2 separate regions of the Homo sapiens genome follow, and region 2 is linked to region 1. The links are chromatin loops, found by intact Hi-C in ENCODE. Cell type or tissue: heart left ventricle. All regions are shown on one strand.

Region 1 (8,000 bases):
TTCCTTTCTGGATCACGAGGTCAAGAGTTCAAGACTAGCCTGACCAACATGGTGAGACCCTGTCTCTACTAAAAATACAAAAATTAGCTGGGCGTGGTGGCACGTGCCTGTAATCCCAGCTACTCAGGAGGCTGAGGCAGGAGAATCACTTGAACCCGGGAGATGGAGGTTGCAGTGAGCCAAGATCACGCCACTGAACTCCTGTCTGGGCAACAGAGTGAAACTCCATCACAAAAAAAAAAAAAAAAAAAAAATTCTCGTGAACTTAACCCTAACCACACAGTATTGAAGAGGGAATGTCTGCCCAACCACACTGCTTTGTATCTGCCTGAGAGGAAAATTCTCTGGATGTCGTGTTGAACTGGATGGGGAATCAGACAGAGCTGGAGTTTGTATTAGTCAGATTAATTGCATAAAATCTACCCTTAGTGGGAAGACTCTTAGGAGTAATTGAACCTAGACCTTGACATATGTAACCTCTGAAGCAGAGGGGCAAAGGCCAACACATAGCTCTGCAACACAATTGAGGCTATGTAATCCATCCCGACACTCATTCTGTAGAATACTCATTAGAATTCTCCAGACCTAAGGCCGCTGGCCATAGGTTAGCTAGTCAGTATTTTTATCTCTGAGGATGCCTGCTAGGATCCTGGGATTGGATTGCAGGGAATGTTACTTGTAGCTGGAATTCCAGGTACTCTCCCAGGAGTCTTGGTATTTTATATCGTTTTTAAAATCTTTGTTTCTGTACGTAGACACTGGGGGTCAGTATTTATTCATAAATGCCTCTGGATATTTATGACAAAAGATTGTTTCTAAAGAGGCTTGGAATTCCTTCCTCGGTGCGACTTCTTTCCCTGATTATTAACTATAGAGTTTACCCTATGTAACCATAAAATGTAAATATAAACATCATAGATGTCCATGGATCAGAATATGGGAAAGGGGCAGGCAGTTTTCCATCTAAAATACGAATGAATACCAAGTACTCGTTTGTTTCTAGACACTTGTTTGGCAATGTTGGTCCCACCAGTGCACCCAGATGTCTAGCCAGCATCTTGACAATCACCCTTGACTTTTCTTCTTCTGATGGTTATGAAGTCCTGCTGATTCCGTCACCTCTTACCTTGCAAATTCATCCCCTCTCCATCCCCACTGTTCTGCCTTGAGTTAAGCCCTCATCTTTTCTCTTTCAACATTTCAGCAGCCTTCTAGCTGATCCCCTTGCTTCCGCTTTTACTCTCCTCTAGTCCTCTCCAGACAGTCGTCAGGGTAATTCTTCAGACCTTCAGAGGTCCAGCACCCCTCCTAGGCTCTGCCTTTGCACCCGCTGTCCCCTTGGCCTTGAACTACCCTCCATCACCCACCCCACCTTGCCCTCTTTTCATTGCCTGCCTAATATCTGCTCATCTTTCAGGGTTCGTAACAGTCTCCTGTGGAGCCCTGTGATCGACTCTTGCTGGATCTGGCTTGTTCACTTGTCTGTTCGCTTCACTGGCAGGAGAACTGAATGGATTTAAGTCTGGGTGCCAGCCAAAGTCATGCAAACTTAAACTCCAGAATTCCCTAGAATTATCCACTTGGGGGGCCAAACTGCCCACTGTTTTAGATTTGTTCTTTAAAATATTTCTCGCAGCTGGGTTTTTGTTTTCTTTTTTTCTTCCTATTTTTTTTTTTCTTTTGGAGACAGAGTTTCACACTTGTCGCCCAGACTGGAGTGCAATGGCACAATGGCACGATCTCAGGTAACGGCACCCTCCACCTCCCAGGTTCAAGTGATTCTCCTGCCTCAGCCTCCCAAGTAACTGGGGTTACAGGCACGCACCACCATGCCCAGCTAATTTTTTGTATTTTTAGTAGAGACAGGGTTTCACCATGTCGGCCAGGCTGGTCTCGAACTCCTGACCTCAGGTGATCCACCCGCCTCGGCCTCCCAAAGTGCTGGGATTACAGGTGTAAACCACTGTGCCTGGCCTAAAATATTTCTCCTGGCTGGCATTTGATCTGACCTGTCTGTTCTCTGCGGCTGTCTTCCTACCATGCCAATACATGGAAGCAGAGGTGGAAATCCTACCACTGCCGGACAGGAAGGCAGGTGAGGCTAAGTAGCCTGTCAGCACCGAGCCCTTCTCCATAGGCAGCTGCTATAATGGTACAGAAACAGGTTACTTATGGAGTTGCAACCTGTTTTTAACCTGTAATTATAGAGTTAAATATAACCATATAAACATCTTGAAAATAAGTGGGAAAGATTCCCTAATGTTCCCATCCTAAGAACTATTTTATTTCTTTCTTTCTATATGCATGTTTCACTTAGACATATTCTTGATTTATATTCATATTTTATTCTTGTCTTTATCATAAGGATTTCTCCATGTTGTATAGACTTCAAACAATTTTACTCCATGGCTGAACACTGTTGCATCATTTGGATAGAACTTAAATGTCCAACAGGAAAAAAAAATTAGGTGCTTTCAATGTTTTGCTGTAAGTAATGTCTAAATATTTAAAAACTCAACCAAGCTAATAAACTGCTATATAAAATATGTTTTGTATATTTTTTATGCCTTGAAAAATATACCTTTATAACAAAAAGTACTTTAAAATATATAAAGCCATTTTATATGACTAAAAGCCACCACGCATCATCAAGGATGGTGATGACAGTCTTCTCTGAAAAGGTTTCATATATATTGAACTTTGAATGATTTTGTGTGTGTTTGCGTAAGTGTGTGTGTGTACCTGTACATGCGCTCCAGGCTGAAGAAGTAACAAGTGCAATAGTCCTGAGACAGAAGAGAGTGTTTAGGCAACAGATAATAGGTAAGGTCAGTGTAACCTGAACAACTTGAAGAAGGTGTTTAGGCAACAGACAACAGCTAAGGTCAGTAGTGAAGGCTGAAGTGGTGTAGGATGGGATTGGGGAGGTAGGCAGAAGCCAAATTGAGCCATGGTAGGGTGAACGGAAGACAGGAAAGGTCTTCCAAGCCAAAGAGTAGCCCAGTAGCCCATGCCCTCATTGCCACTGAAGAGCTTCTGCCATCTGAGCATGTAATCTCTCCAAGACAACATTTACGTTCTTGTGTAAACATAGATCATTGTGTAGCATAATCTCTATAAGAATTGTAATTCCTATCATATTTAAAAAGAGAGTAACAAGGAGACTTCAGTGTTTCTAAATGCACCCCTTCTGAAAGCATTTAAATCTTGATTTTAAATTTTATCATTTAGCTACAATGAATAAGCTCCCCTGGGTCATTCTCTAATGGCAATTTAAGCCAGGTCTTGGATCTTGTTTAATCCTCACAATAATATTCTGAGGTGAACATTTTTATTATATTCATCTTACAGATGAGCCTCACAAAACCTGAGTAGCAAGACACAGTCGCAAAGCTAGTATATAGCTGCAGCAAGATTCAAATCCAAGTTGACCTAACTCCAAAGCCCACGCTCTTGGCCACTGTCCCATACTGTTTTTAGTTTAATTTTTTTTTTTTTTGAGACAGAGTCTCGCTCTGTCACCCAGGCTGGAGTATAGTGGCTTGATCTCAACTCACTGCAACCTCCACCTCCTGGGTTCAAGCTATTCTCCTGCCTCAGCCTCCTGAGTAGCTGGGATTACAGGCGTGTGCCACCACACCAGGCTAATTTTTTGTAATTTTAGTAGAGACGGGGTTTCACCGTGTTAGCCAGTATGGTCTCGATCTCCTGACCTCGTGATCCATCTGCCTTGGCCTCCCAAAGTGCTGGGATTACAGGCGTGAGCCCACCGCGTGCCTGGCTGAAAAAAATTTTTAATTAAAATACCCATCCAAAATTGGTCAAAGAATAAAGTGGTTCAATGAAGCTACAGTGAGCAAGTTTCATTTTCATTCTCTGAAAGAGTAACATGGTGCCACACCAGTTCAACAGGACACCGAGTGGAGCTAGAGAGCTTAGATTTTTTTTCCACACAAAATTTAAGTGTGTGCTTTTGAAAGTGGGAGAAATAGGCGTTTGCTTTCCTTCTTTTCTTAAACTGTCTGCTTTGGTATTTGGAGAATTCAGAGCTTGTATATTAAAGCCTAACTGAACTATATAAATACACACATAGGAAGAGGAGAACAAGACATTTTATTTGCAGAAAATAAAACAAAGCAAAAAATTGTGTTTTCTTTAGCATGGAGTATTAAAAGCCATAGAGCTCCAGCCTTCGAAAGCTATCAGTGCCAGGGCCTTCCATTAAAAACTGTAAAGACCAGTCTAGCTAGTCTAAACAGAAAAGGAATTTGTTAAAGGATATTGGGTGGCTCACAGACTCTTTGGGAAAGCCAAGAGAGTTAAGCTTGGAAAGCCAGTCAGCTGAGAACAAGACTCAGTGAACAGTGTGAGATGGTTCCAGCAAGGACAATGGCCCTGCCGCTGGGCACAGACACTGCCCTCCTGCTGGAACATCTGCTGCTGCTAGCCCACTTGGCAATGGTCAGAGCGATTGCAGAAGTGGCTACAAATCCCTGTCCTCCTCTGTCCATCCACGCTCCCTTACAGGGAACTTTGAATGTCCTCCCAGCTGATTCTGGGCTCAGCTGCTGGGCCGACTTCATTCCTTTTTTCTGCGTGTGAGTTCAAAGTCAATACCAGATGGATTGTGAGCACGGACAGGAATGCTTTCCTGCACTGAGAAATACCTACTTCTCCCCATTGCCAGGCCCTTGGCTCCCACAGCTGTGGCTGTGTCTGCACACACAGGGCCTTTGTGTAGTCTGAATATGCCAGTTCCCACAAACCTCCAGCTGCGATTCCCTTTTTACCAACCATTCCCATCTAAGGAGTCAAAGGACGAATCACATTGCAAGGGACAATGGGTGTACAGGCTTGCTGAGAGAGCTTGCTTCAAATCCATGAGATGAAGAGACTCATGGGCAGTACGAGGCCATGGAGGCACTGCTGTTTTGGCAAAGAATGCTGGTCGTGACCACTTCCTTCTCTTTATTCTTCCTCAGAGTTCAACACTGGCCTTGCCCAAGTACCATGCTGAGAACTGGACCTCAGGAACTCCGACACACACGCCCTTTTCAGAAATTTGTAATTTCATCATTTCTTGACCAAATGACTCCAACCACAGAAAGGCACAAATTTTCCATTGGGATTTATTCTGCCCTCCCCTTTGGTGGGTATACTTTTTCTCTTTCTTGCTTTTGAAACCCCACTCATTATGTGAAGTATAGGTTTTTCAAACTGATTTTAAAGTAAACTTGTTATTAAATATACACATCGTGTCTTTCTGTCTTCCTAACTCCACTTTATAGATTTGAGAATTGAGACACAGAACAGTCTATGGCTCAGAAAAGCTAAATTCAATTTTTATTTGGCCTACGGGCCCTAATCTGGGCTTTGAAGTCTAAAGATCTAGAATTACCCACCGTCTTCCTACCCTCAGTCTGGTCAGACTCCGATGCATAAAGCTGGGAACCTCACTCCCCAAGCACCGGCAATCCAAGACTTCCCGTTTCTGGTTGCAATTGCAGGCTAGTAAATTTGGAGCACAGGATGGAACTATTTCTAGTACAGGCAAATAATTTGTAATAATTAAGAAGTATGAAGTTAATGAAAAGCAATTAACCCCATGGCAAGTTCGGCCATAAATTTTACTCCCAAAGTGAACGCATGATGCAGGTATGAGCCTTGATTTCAGATAAAGAAAAGAATGCAGAGCTATTATTAAATACAAAGTAAAACAACATGAAAAATGCCAGAAGATATAAAGAATGCAAGTAGGAGCCTGGGGGCAGAGGGAGGGAAGAGCTAAGAGAAGGCGGGGGCGGGAGGCGGTGGGGTGGGGGGGTGCGGTGGTGGAGGATGAAGGGAAGGGGAGACTGTTCCAGGGAGCTATGCCAATCTGATGCGGTCTCCAGGCTGGCTGATGCTGAGTGGAAGGGACGACAGAGCTTCCTCCTCCCCCAAGAGACCTGAACCTGGACTTCTACAGGCACCATTGAGCCCCCTCAGCCTCCCCACCCCACCCCTCACCCACCACAGGGAGGAGTCACATGGTGTTCCCCTTTTAAAGCAAGATTTAAAGAATTACTCCTCATTTCCTGGAACACTTGAGACCACAGAGGAGTTGGCAGAGGCAGAGGAAAATCAAGATTTTTGGTAGAATAGGAAAGGGGCCAAAGAGGAGGGTGCCATCATGGCCCTTGTGTCTTTCCCTACCAGGCAGAATCCTGGCAAAAGGCGTGGAGGGGCTTATCAGGCAGGCTGTGGTTGAAAAACCAACAAAGGATGCTTCAAGTTCTACTCATAGGTCCCGATGACTAGGGAGGGATTTCTGCCTTTAAAAGATCAAAACAGGATTTGCTGTTAAGCCACCTGAGGTGCAGCTTGAATTAACACCTAATATGATCACCAGGTCTTCCCCAACCACTGAGAAAAAGCATCTTCCCTTGTTTCTGTCATGGATGTTCGAAATTCCTTTAATAAAAAGTCTTTACTGGAATCATTAGAGATAAAATTTTAACAGCACATACCACTAAGGAACAGAGAATTCTGAAGACATTTACTCACAATGGAAAAGTAGTCAGTCAATGGAGGTTCCAGTAAACTTATTGGTGGCGGATTCCTCCTTGATTTGACAGTGAGAAAAGGGCTAAAGAGGAGGAGGAACTGTCTTTTTTAAGAAAGACCTGGAAAACTAAGTTATTGACTAGTTGATGGTGCCAAGGGCTGGCCTTTTTTATCTTCAGCTGGGGTAGAGGAGAGAGAACAGTCCACCTGCAAGCTGGGTGTGAAGCTATCTTGTCGCGTTGGGCTGTTGGAGATAAATAACCTTGTGTATGCTTTTGTGGACGTTTTGGTGCTTTCTTTTGTAATGCTTTTTTTAAAAAAAAAGTGTTACTGGAGCATCCTCTAGCATCGTTATTTGAGACGTATGTGTATAATGAGACACTTGGCAGCACGAGCGAATGAAGTGGAAGGGGACTGGGCACGAGGCGCTCAAGGTTTGGATTCTACCCCAGGCTCTGCTACCAACTGGCTGAATGACCTGCAGCCCATTACTTCATCTCTGAGACTTAATTCCCCAAAGCAGTGGCTCTAAATTAAGGTTTTCTTCTTTCTAAATCACAACCCTGTCTTTGAAAGCAGAGCTGCCCTGTGGAAATGAAGGAGGGGCCCCAGGACTCTGCCATTCAGCTCCCCACATCCTCCCCCTGTGTATGTGGTGCGTCATCAGAACCCTGGGCTGATTTGAACTGCACTGGCTCAGATGATGACTAAACACCCCTCCAGGTCATCAAAGAGTAGCTGCAGTTGGAGGAGCATCACTGACCACTTTGGGAAGCTGGCAGTCCTGTTTCAGTATGTGGCACAGGTCCCGTGAGCCTTATTCCGCGCTTGGGTTGCACATGGCAGCGAGGGAGCTGATGGGCTTTAGGTTCCCCCAGGGCGTGGATAATTTCTTTCTTGGCTGCGTGAGCTGCTGAAGGCATGGAAGTTCTAGGAATTTTTATTAAGAATTCTTTGATTAAGAATAGCTTCTAATCATTACATCCTCTACTAACAATCACATAACTTCCTGACTTCCAGTTCAGGTCCTCCTTGCTAGCCTAGGCTGCCTCTTGTTCTTTTCTATCTCTGCCATCCCACTGGAGCCTGAGAATAAATATTGTTTGACACTCTATGTCACAGATGACTTAAATGGTCAGAATAAACATGTCTCCTGTATTCTCTAAGTGGAGGTATCACCCTTCCACCTCCTATTCCCATCAGATACAAGAGAGAACAAAGAGGAAACTGTGATCTTCTCCTATACCTGCTATTAAATTACTGAGTAGCCTTGGAGATACTTATGTCGAGCAACTTTTCAGTGCCCCTATGTCCCTTCTGTTGGCAAAAAGCCTTTACTGAGCACCTACTCTTGGGGAAAGCAAATTATTAAGCACTAGATGGAATAAGAAGTGACATAAAAAATGAGAAGTAATGAAACTGCTTCTTTAAGCCTCCATAAAAATTAGAGTCAG
Region 2 (8,000 bases), 270 kb after region 1:
GTTTACAACATATGGAAAGGAGGGACAGTAGTGAAATTTTTATCTGTTGTTTATTAGATGCTTTGGCATACATTAAAATGACATTCGGTGATTATCTCTCAATTTTACTGATCCACATTCTCCATGTGCCTCATTCCTTTGAGCAACTGAGAATAGAGACATCTAAAATTTATAAAATAGGAAAGTATATTTTAAAAGTTTAAGCTGCTTTTCATGCTAGCTGTTCATTTTTTCTTTGTCATGATTAAAAGCCAGCTGGAAATGGTACAGGTGCAAATTTTAAAGCAATTATTATGGGAGGAGGTGAAATGTGACTTGGAAAGGGTCCTTTTCCAGGATGGCTTTGGTCCTATGACAGCCTTCATGGAGCACAGCTCCTATTTGATGTAAAACAGAGTGCTGCCAAGAGAACAGAAAAGGAGCAGGAATCAGCTGAGTCAGGGAGATGATAGAATAGTTGAGATGTAGGGAAAACACAGTGGACTCAAGAAAGTAGCATCCTTGATTTATAATCAGTCCACCATTATTGCCAGTGGCAGTTTCTTTGAGAATTAACATCATTGAGCATCTAGCACAGTGCCTTACATCATATTGAAGATACTTAATAAAAATTTGTTAAATGATGAATAAAGGAATGAATCTTCAGAGATTGGGACTTTTAACATTTCATTTTCCATCAACCTAGCTAGGTTATAAAGCATCAACAATGGACAAAGCCATGAGAGAATTATACCCAGGTCTGGCCGGGCACAGTGGCTCACACCTGTGATCCCAGCATTTTGGGAGGCCGAGGTGGATGGATCACCTGAGGTCAGGAGTTCTAGACCTTCCTGGCCAATCTGGTGAAACCCCATCCCTACTAAAAATACAAAAATTAGCCAGGTGTGATGGCGCACACCTGTAATCCCAGGTATTTGGGAGGCTGAGGCAGGAGAACCACTTGAACTTGGGAGGCAGAGGTTACAGTGAGCCGAGATCGTGCCACTGCACTCCAGCCTGTGTGACAGAATGAGACCCTATCCCAAAAAAAAGAAAAAAAGAATCATAGCGAGGTCTGGATGGTTAATTATGTACATATGTGTACGGTTATATCAAGTGGCACACCAAAATGACCAAAAACTGCTTACATTTTACAGTTATTACTTGTTCCACATGAAAATCAGAATTTTTTAATCCCCAAATAACTTCCCTTAGTCTTTTTTTTTTTTTTTGAGATAGAGTCTCGCTGTGTTGCCCAGGCTGGAGTGCAGTGGCACCATCTTGGCTCACTGCAACTTCCGCCTCCCAGGTTCAAGCGATTCTTCTGCCTCAGCCTCTCGAGTAGCTGGGACTACAGGTGCACGCCACCATGCCCAGCTAATTTTTGTATTTTTAGTAGAGACAGGGTTTCACCATATTGGCCAGGCTGGTCTCGAACTCCTCACCTCATGATCCGCCCACCTTGGTCTCCCAAAGTGCTGGGATTACACGCATGAGCCACCATGCCCGGCTCACTTAGTCTTTATGATGGTCTAGGTCCCAGTCATATTTCTGATACCTCCCAAATAAATTATTTGTACTTGAACCCTTGTCTCAAGGTCTGCTTCAGGGAAAATTTAAACTAAGCCACAGAGGGATTATACATTTAATATCTGATTATTTATGAAATACTTAATGCATGCTATGTCCTATGAGGGAAAGAACAAAGCAAGGTGGCTGCCCTGATGGCTCTAATGACTGCCTCAAAGAAACAATTCAAGAATTACAAAAGTGAGCAGAGCAAAATGAGTAGAGAAAGGCCTTGTGGAGTAGGCAAGCTTTATTTATAAACTCTGAAATTTGAATTTTATGTAATTTTATTGTGCTTTTCTAATGTCATGAAATATTATTCTTCTTTTGATTTTTTTTTAACCGTTTAACAGTGTGAAAACCATTCTCAAGGCCAGGTGCGGTGGCTCACACCTGTAATGCCAGCACGTTGGGAGGCTGAGGCAGGTGTATCACCTGAGGTCAGGAGTTTGAAACCAACCTGGCCAACATGGTGAAACCTCGTCTCTACTAAAAATACAAAAATTAGCCAGGCAAAGTGGCAGGTGCCTGTAATCCCTACTCAGGAGCCTGAGACAGGAGAATCACTTGAACCTGGGAGGCAGAGGTTAGCTGGGCGCAGTGGCGCATGCCTGTAATCCCAGCTACTTGAGAGGCTGAGGCAGAAGAACTGCTTGAACCTGGGAGGCAGCAACAAAAGCAAAACTCCGTCTCAAAAAAAAAAAAAGAAAAGAAAAAGAAAACCATGTTCTCTCTTTCTACCTTCTTTAAAATCCCACCCAAGCCTTCCTTGAACAGTCTTGGTAACATGAAGAAAATAGTAGTCATCTAGACTTCCAAATTCTACTGTGGTTTTTTTTTTTTGTTTTTTTTTTTCAGGAGAAACTACAACCTACCCTACCCTCCTCTAATTATTTCTTCTCTACCAAATTTCTCAACGTACCTATTTCTCTGGTCTTTCCCTCAGCCAGATGCTGGCTTCCCATTTCATCTAGTACCCCCAGGAAGCCATTTATCTACTCCCTCTGATGGAGAGGCATTTGTCTGCAATTGATTAAAGTAGATGTATAAAAAAGGTCTAGGTTATTTTAAATTTCTATGTAAGAGAGACACATATTCAGGGGCAGACAGTCTATGCTTCCCTCCATGTATGTGCCTTGAAGAACTTGCTGTGACTCTGATTTTCAAGCTCAATTTCATATTCTACAATGTAATTGGGATAGCTATTGATACCCTTGGCCCTGCAACTTTTATAAGTGGTCACAAGTTAGCATTGTAGAATACCAATGGGAGGAAAAATATTTGCTATTTGACATCAAAATACTACCAACTACTGTATTTTTAAAAAATATCTCATGATTTCTATTCCTTGTTTGGGAAAGTCTGTACCTAGTTTTTCATCATTAAATTATGTTAGCAGTGACTGATTTTCATATGCAATAAAGAATAGATTTTAAGTAAATTAAATTCAAAGATTTTTTAATTTCTATTGCCTTTATTGGTTGGGGCAGGGTGTGGAGTAACGAGAGCACCAATTTTCTAAAACGAATGGTGTGCTTTTATTCCAAGTTTTATCGAGACAATACTGCCACCTCTTGGTCTTCAGAAGAACCAATTTCCCTTGTTAAATTCCTTAAACAGAACATTTAATATACAAATTCAGTACAAATTGTTTAGAGCCACTAAGTTAGGATATTTTCTAGCAGGAGTGCATCAGTAAACGGACAGTGCATCCTGACAAAATGTGCGAAATGCAATGATGAAGTCAGGCTATGTTAGCTATGATAGAAGCAAAAGGAGGAGTAGGAATCTGAGAATCTCGGTGATTTGAATAAATGCCATGGCCAAGGTTAGAAAGATGATCCCTGAGTCATAAAGATGCTGCAGGTGGGACAAAGAACAGTTCTCACCTCCGCTATCCCCTTCTGCAGTGCCTCTATCCTCCCACCACACTGAATTTTTCTTTATCCCCAGTCTCACCACGCTGCGTGCCTTGTGGCTCTCCAAATCTTTGTACATGTGCTTGCTTTGCCAGAAATGCCCTTTCCTGGCTAAGCCATGCACTTCCTTCCTCACTTTCATAAACTCATTTCTGAAACCATGTAAACCAGAAACTACTAATCTCAGCTCAAATATCAACACTACTGAAAAGCCTTCTCCACCTCCCCCAGATAGTTACTTCTTATACACACAGCATTTTTTTCTTTAATATTGTACCTACTGTTAATTTTTAAATATTTTATTTTATATACTTTACTAGTCTTCCCTACTAAATTCTGTGTTCCTTAAAGAATAAGACCTTGTCAGTCAGGCACAGTGGTTCACACCTGTAATCCCAGCACTTTGGGAGTCCAAGGTGGGCGAATCATGAGGTCAAGAGATCGAGGCCATCCTGGCCAACATGGTGAAATCCCATCTCTACTGAAAATACAAAAATTAGCTGGGCATGGTGGCGCGCATCTGTAGTCCCAGCTACTCGACGCTGAGGCAGAAGAATCACTTGAACCCGGGAGGTGGAGATTGCAGTGAGCCGAGATTCCACCACTGCACTCCATCCTGGCAACAGAGTGAGACTCTGTCTCAAAAAAGAAAAAGAAAAAGACCTTGTCTATCTTAGCTTGCTTAGGTTGCCATAACAAAATACCATAGACTGGATGGATTAAACAATAGAAATGTATTTCTCACAGTCCTGGAGGCTGGAAGTCCAAAATCAAGGTGCAAGCAGATTCAGTTTCTGGTGAGAGCCCTCTTCATGGCTTGCAGATGGCTGCCTTCTTACTGTGTCTTCACATGGAGGAAAGAGAGCAAGTGAGCTCTCTAGTGTGTCTTCCTGTAGGGATAACAATCCTGTAGGATCAGGGTTCCACCGCTCTGATCTCATTTAACCTTAATTACTTCCTTAGAGGCCCCATTTCCAAGTACAATCACATTGGGGGTTAGGGCCTCAACACATGCATTTTAGGGGGACACAGTTCGATCAATAGCACTATTTTATTTATTAGTATTCAATTTTATATAGAAGGTACTGAGTATATTATTTATTGGCTAATTGTTTGGCTGACAGGCTGGCAGGGATAAAAATAGGATAGATGGATGGATAGATGGATGGATGGATGGACGGACGGACGGATGGGTAATATTTATTAAAAGTGCCAGTGCATTGCATAGTTCTAAACTGTTTCACCTTACTCACCTGGGAATTTTTTCTACAGAAATATACTTCTAAGTTTATAATTAAAATCAGAAAAATAAGAGTTACTTTACAGATGTTTTATATATCCCATAAAGTCAGCACTACTTATAGTACTTTTTTGCATAGTTTTTTAAGTAAGAGTTTGCTTTTGTCTTTGTAGGAAATCATCAGAAAGAATGAAATGCTCTTACTAGTATCTATAAAACTGTTATTCAACTGATATTAGAGAGGAAGCATGTTTTCAAAAAAAAAAAACTCTGTGGTATTTATTAATTGCTCATGAATCCCAGACCAGTCTGGGTCAGAAAGAACCCCTCACATCTTGGAGAATTGTGTGTATCCCCTCAAAATTCATATGTTGAAATCCTAATCTGCAATATGATGGTATTAGGAGGTGGGATCTTTGGAAGACAATTAGGTCATGAGGGTGGAGGCCCCCTTAATGGGATTAGTGCCCTTGTAAGAAGAGACACAGAACCTTATTTGCTCCCTCTCTATTCTGCACTATATGAGGACACAGCAGGAAGGTGGCCATCTGCAAACCATGAAGAGAGGTCTCACCAGACCCCAACCATGCTGGCAACCTAATCTTAGACTTCCCAGTCTCCGGAACTGTGAGAAATGTTTGTTGTTTTAAGGCACCCAGTCTATGGTAATTTCTCACATTAACCAAGACTCACTGAGACAAGGGGCCACTCAAACATACTAGCCTAGGGCAACTAAAATCCAGTAGATTTCTTGACTGTCCTGAACAGGGAAGAAAATGGAACTTTTCAGCGTGCATGTGCTTTGGCACATGCAGTCATAAGCAAAGAAGGTATTTGCTCATGGTATTGATAGGTGATGGGTGGTAGAGGATATTTCTAGCCTGGAGTTGGGTGTGGCATGGATTCAACAAATATTTGCTTATTGCTAACATCTAAATTTAAGTGTTACAGTTTCAGTAAAATATAATGTTTGATTTAGCAGCTTCAGTTGTAGCAAAAAAGTTCCTAGCTTTAAAAAAAAAAGAACTCATCAAAGACTACTAACTGCTGATTTTTTCTATGTCCAACCCTGTTTCTCTGGGCTCATTTCCTCATTTCACACTTGGGCTAAGAGGGGCTTCATGGGAAGCCTCAGCCATTACAGATGAGCTGTGCCCCATCCTCATTCTACCTGTATCCCGCCTTTTACGTTCCAAGGCTAATTAAGTTCAGCAATAGGCTTGATCATTGACCCTTGTCAAGTTAGGAAATCAGGTTAAGCAATAAGGGACTAGTTCACATTTCCTAGTTATTCAATCCTGTTACATACCAAATACATAGTTAAAACATTATGGGAAAATTTTGTTACTCGAATAGCATGGTATGTCTCTAGTAAATACATCCTAAAGGGTAACAGTGTGTGTTTTTGAAAAAATTATTTGTTTGTTGTTGTTGCATTTTGTTTGTTTGTTTTGAGACAGATGCTCACTCTGTCACCCAGGCTGGAGTGCAGTGGCACAATCTTGGCTCACTGCAATCTCTCCCTCCCAGGTTCAAGCAATTCTCCCACCTCAGCCTTCCAAGTAGCTGGGGCTACAGGCGCGTGTCACCACACCCAGCTACTTTTTGTATTTTTTAGTAGAGATAGGGTTTCACCATGTTGGCCAGGCTGGTCTTGAACTCCTGACCTCAAGTGATTTGCCTGCCTCGGCCTCTCAAAGTGCTAGGATTATAGGTGTGAGCCTCAGCGCTCAGCCAATTATGTTAGTCTTAAACTTTAATTATTTTGCCACTGATTTATATTGTTTTAGAGGCATTTTTATTCCATTTCTGTCTGGTCTTTATTTTGCCTTGAAAACTTGATTTTTTTTTTTTTACACGTTTTCTCTATCCTGTATCAATCCTACCTTCATTCCCCCAAATCTCACTATCAAATACCTTATATGTAGTTTTGCTTTCTAGCAGAGCTACGCACAGTAACTCAAATACCCTTATATGCTCTTCGGTGTGTTTAACAGGTTCAGGGATGATATTGGCCTGGGCTGAGAAACACTGTTTATAAGCTTGAAATATTAATTGGGTTTATTTTCTTTTGTAATTCCTAGATAGAAGAGCGAGCAGAATTTTTGAATAAGTCTGTGCAGAAAAGGTAAATATGCTTGATGGTTCAATTGAGCTAATCAGCTAGCATATGTATGAGAAGATTCTCTCTCATATTTTTATATGTATGTGTTTACTTTTTTAGCAGTGGTGTCAAATCGACCCATCAAGCAGCAATAGTCTCCAAGATTGACAGCAGACTGGAGCAGTATACCAGTGCAATTGAGGTGAGAATTGTCCTCAGCGTTATGGTCCTGCTGAACAGAAATAGATTCTGACTACATAGAAGAGCATAAAAACACTTAGGACAATAATCAAGTCCAATAGCCCCAGGAGTGTTAGAATTTTTTTTTTTTTTTTTTTTTGAGACGGAGTCTCACTCTGTTGCCCAGGCTGGAGTGCAATGGCAATCTCAGCTCACTGCAACGTCTGCCTCCTGGGGTCAAGCAATTCTGCCTCAACCTCCCGAGTAGCTGGGATTACAGGGGCCCACCACCACACTTGGCTAATTTTTGTATTTTTAGTAGAGACGGAGTTTCACCCTGTTGGCCAGGCAGGTCTCGAATTCCTGACCTCAAGTGATCCACCCGCCTTGGCCTCCCAAAGCCGAATGTGAGCCACCACACCTGGCCCCCAATAGTGTCAGAATATTAATGATGCTTTATTACACTTTGAAATTCTAAGTTCTAAGAAATACAATAATAAAGATAAATTTTAGGAGAGTTTTAAATAAATTATTTTCTACTTTCAGCGTGAATATTGTTTAATGAAAAGGTTTTTTTGTAACGAATGGGTTTACTGGTATTTAAATATATATATATATATATATATATATATATATATATATTTAACTATATATATATTTAAGTCTTCTTTCAAGTATTCTGTCAAATCTGGGTTTAAATGTCACTTCCTCAGAGTAGCCTTCTTTGCACCCCCAAACTAAGTACTGCCCCCCAATTGTGTGCCATGCTTTATGGCACATCATTATTTTTCATAGCACTTAGCACAATGTGAAATAAATACTTGTATAACTAGTTACTATCTTTCCTTTCTATTAAAATATAAGCCCACTGCAGCTGACTGTCTTGTTTTTTGTTTGTTTTTTTGTTTTTTATTTTTATTTTTATTTTTGAGATGGAGTTTCGCTCTTGTTGCCCAAGCTAGAGTGCAATGGTGCAATCTCGGCTCACTGCAACCTCTGCATTCCAGGT

The links. Peaks named below come from ENCODE experiments on the same cell type or tissue, not always from the same donor. Only the 100,000 strongest peaks of a DNase experiment are listed, where the experiment ranks them.
Region 2: a loop joins it to region 1, with 9 times the contacts of the local background. A loop is called at or near these places in 89 of 110 quality-filtered maps.

What each region holds. Positions count from the first base shown.
Region 1 is chr7:134,686,275-134,694,274 of GRCh38, forward strand. The region is part of intron 1 of LOC124901750 (a long non-coding RNA gene); the gene reads right to left. Among named protein-coding and RNA genes, the nearest start is that of BPGM, 43 kb to the left of the region's middle. In heart left ventricle, CTCF peaks have their summits at 764 (motif pointing right) and 3,918; no DNase peak of the experiment used is centred here; H3K4me3 peaks cover 697 bases; H3K27ac peaks cover 3,024 bases.
Region 2 is chr7:134,951,278-134,959,277 of GRCh38, forward strand. It overlaps CALD1 (caldesmon 1), which reads left to right. Exons shown (of 15, transcript NM_033138.4): 10 at 6,792-6,835; 11 at 6,932-7,013. Among named protein-coding and RNA genes, the nearest start is that of AGBL3, 31 kb to the right of the region's middle. In heart left ventricle, a CTCF peak has its summit at 3,123 (motif pointing left); no DNase peak of the experiment used is centred here.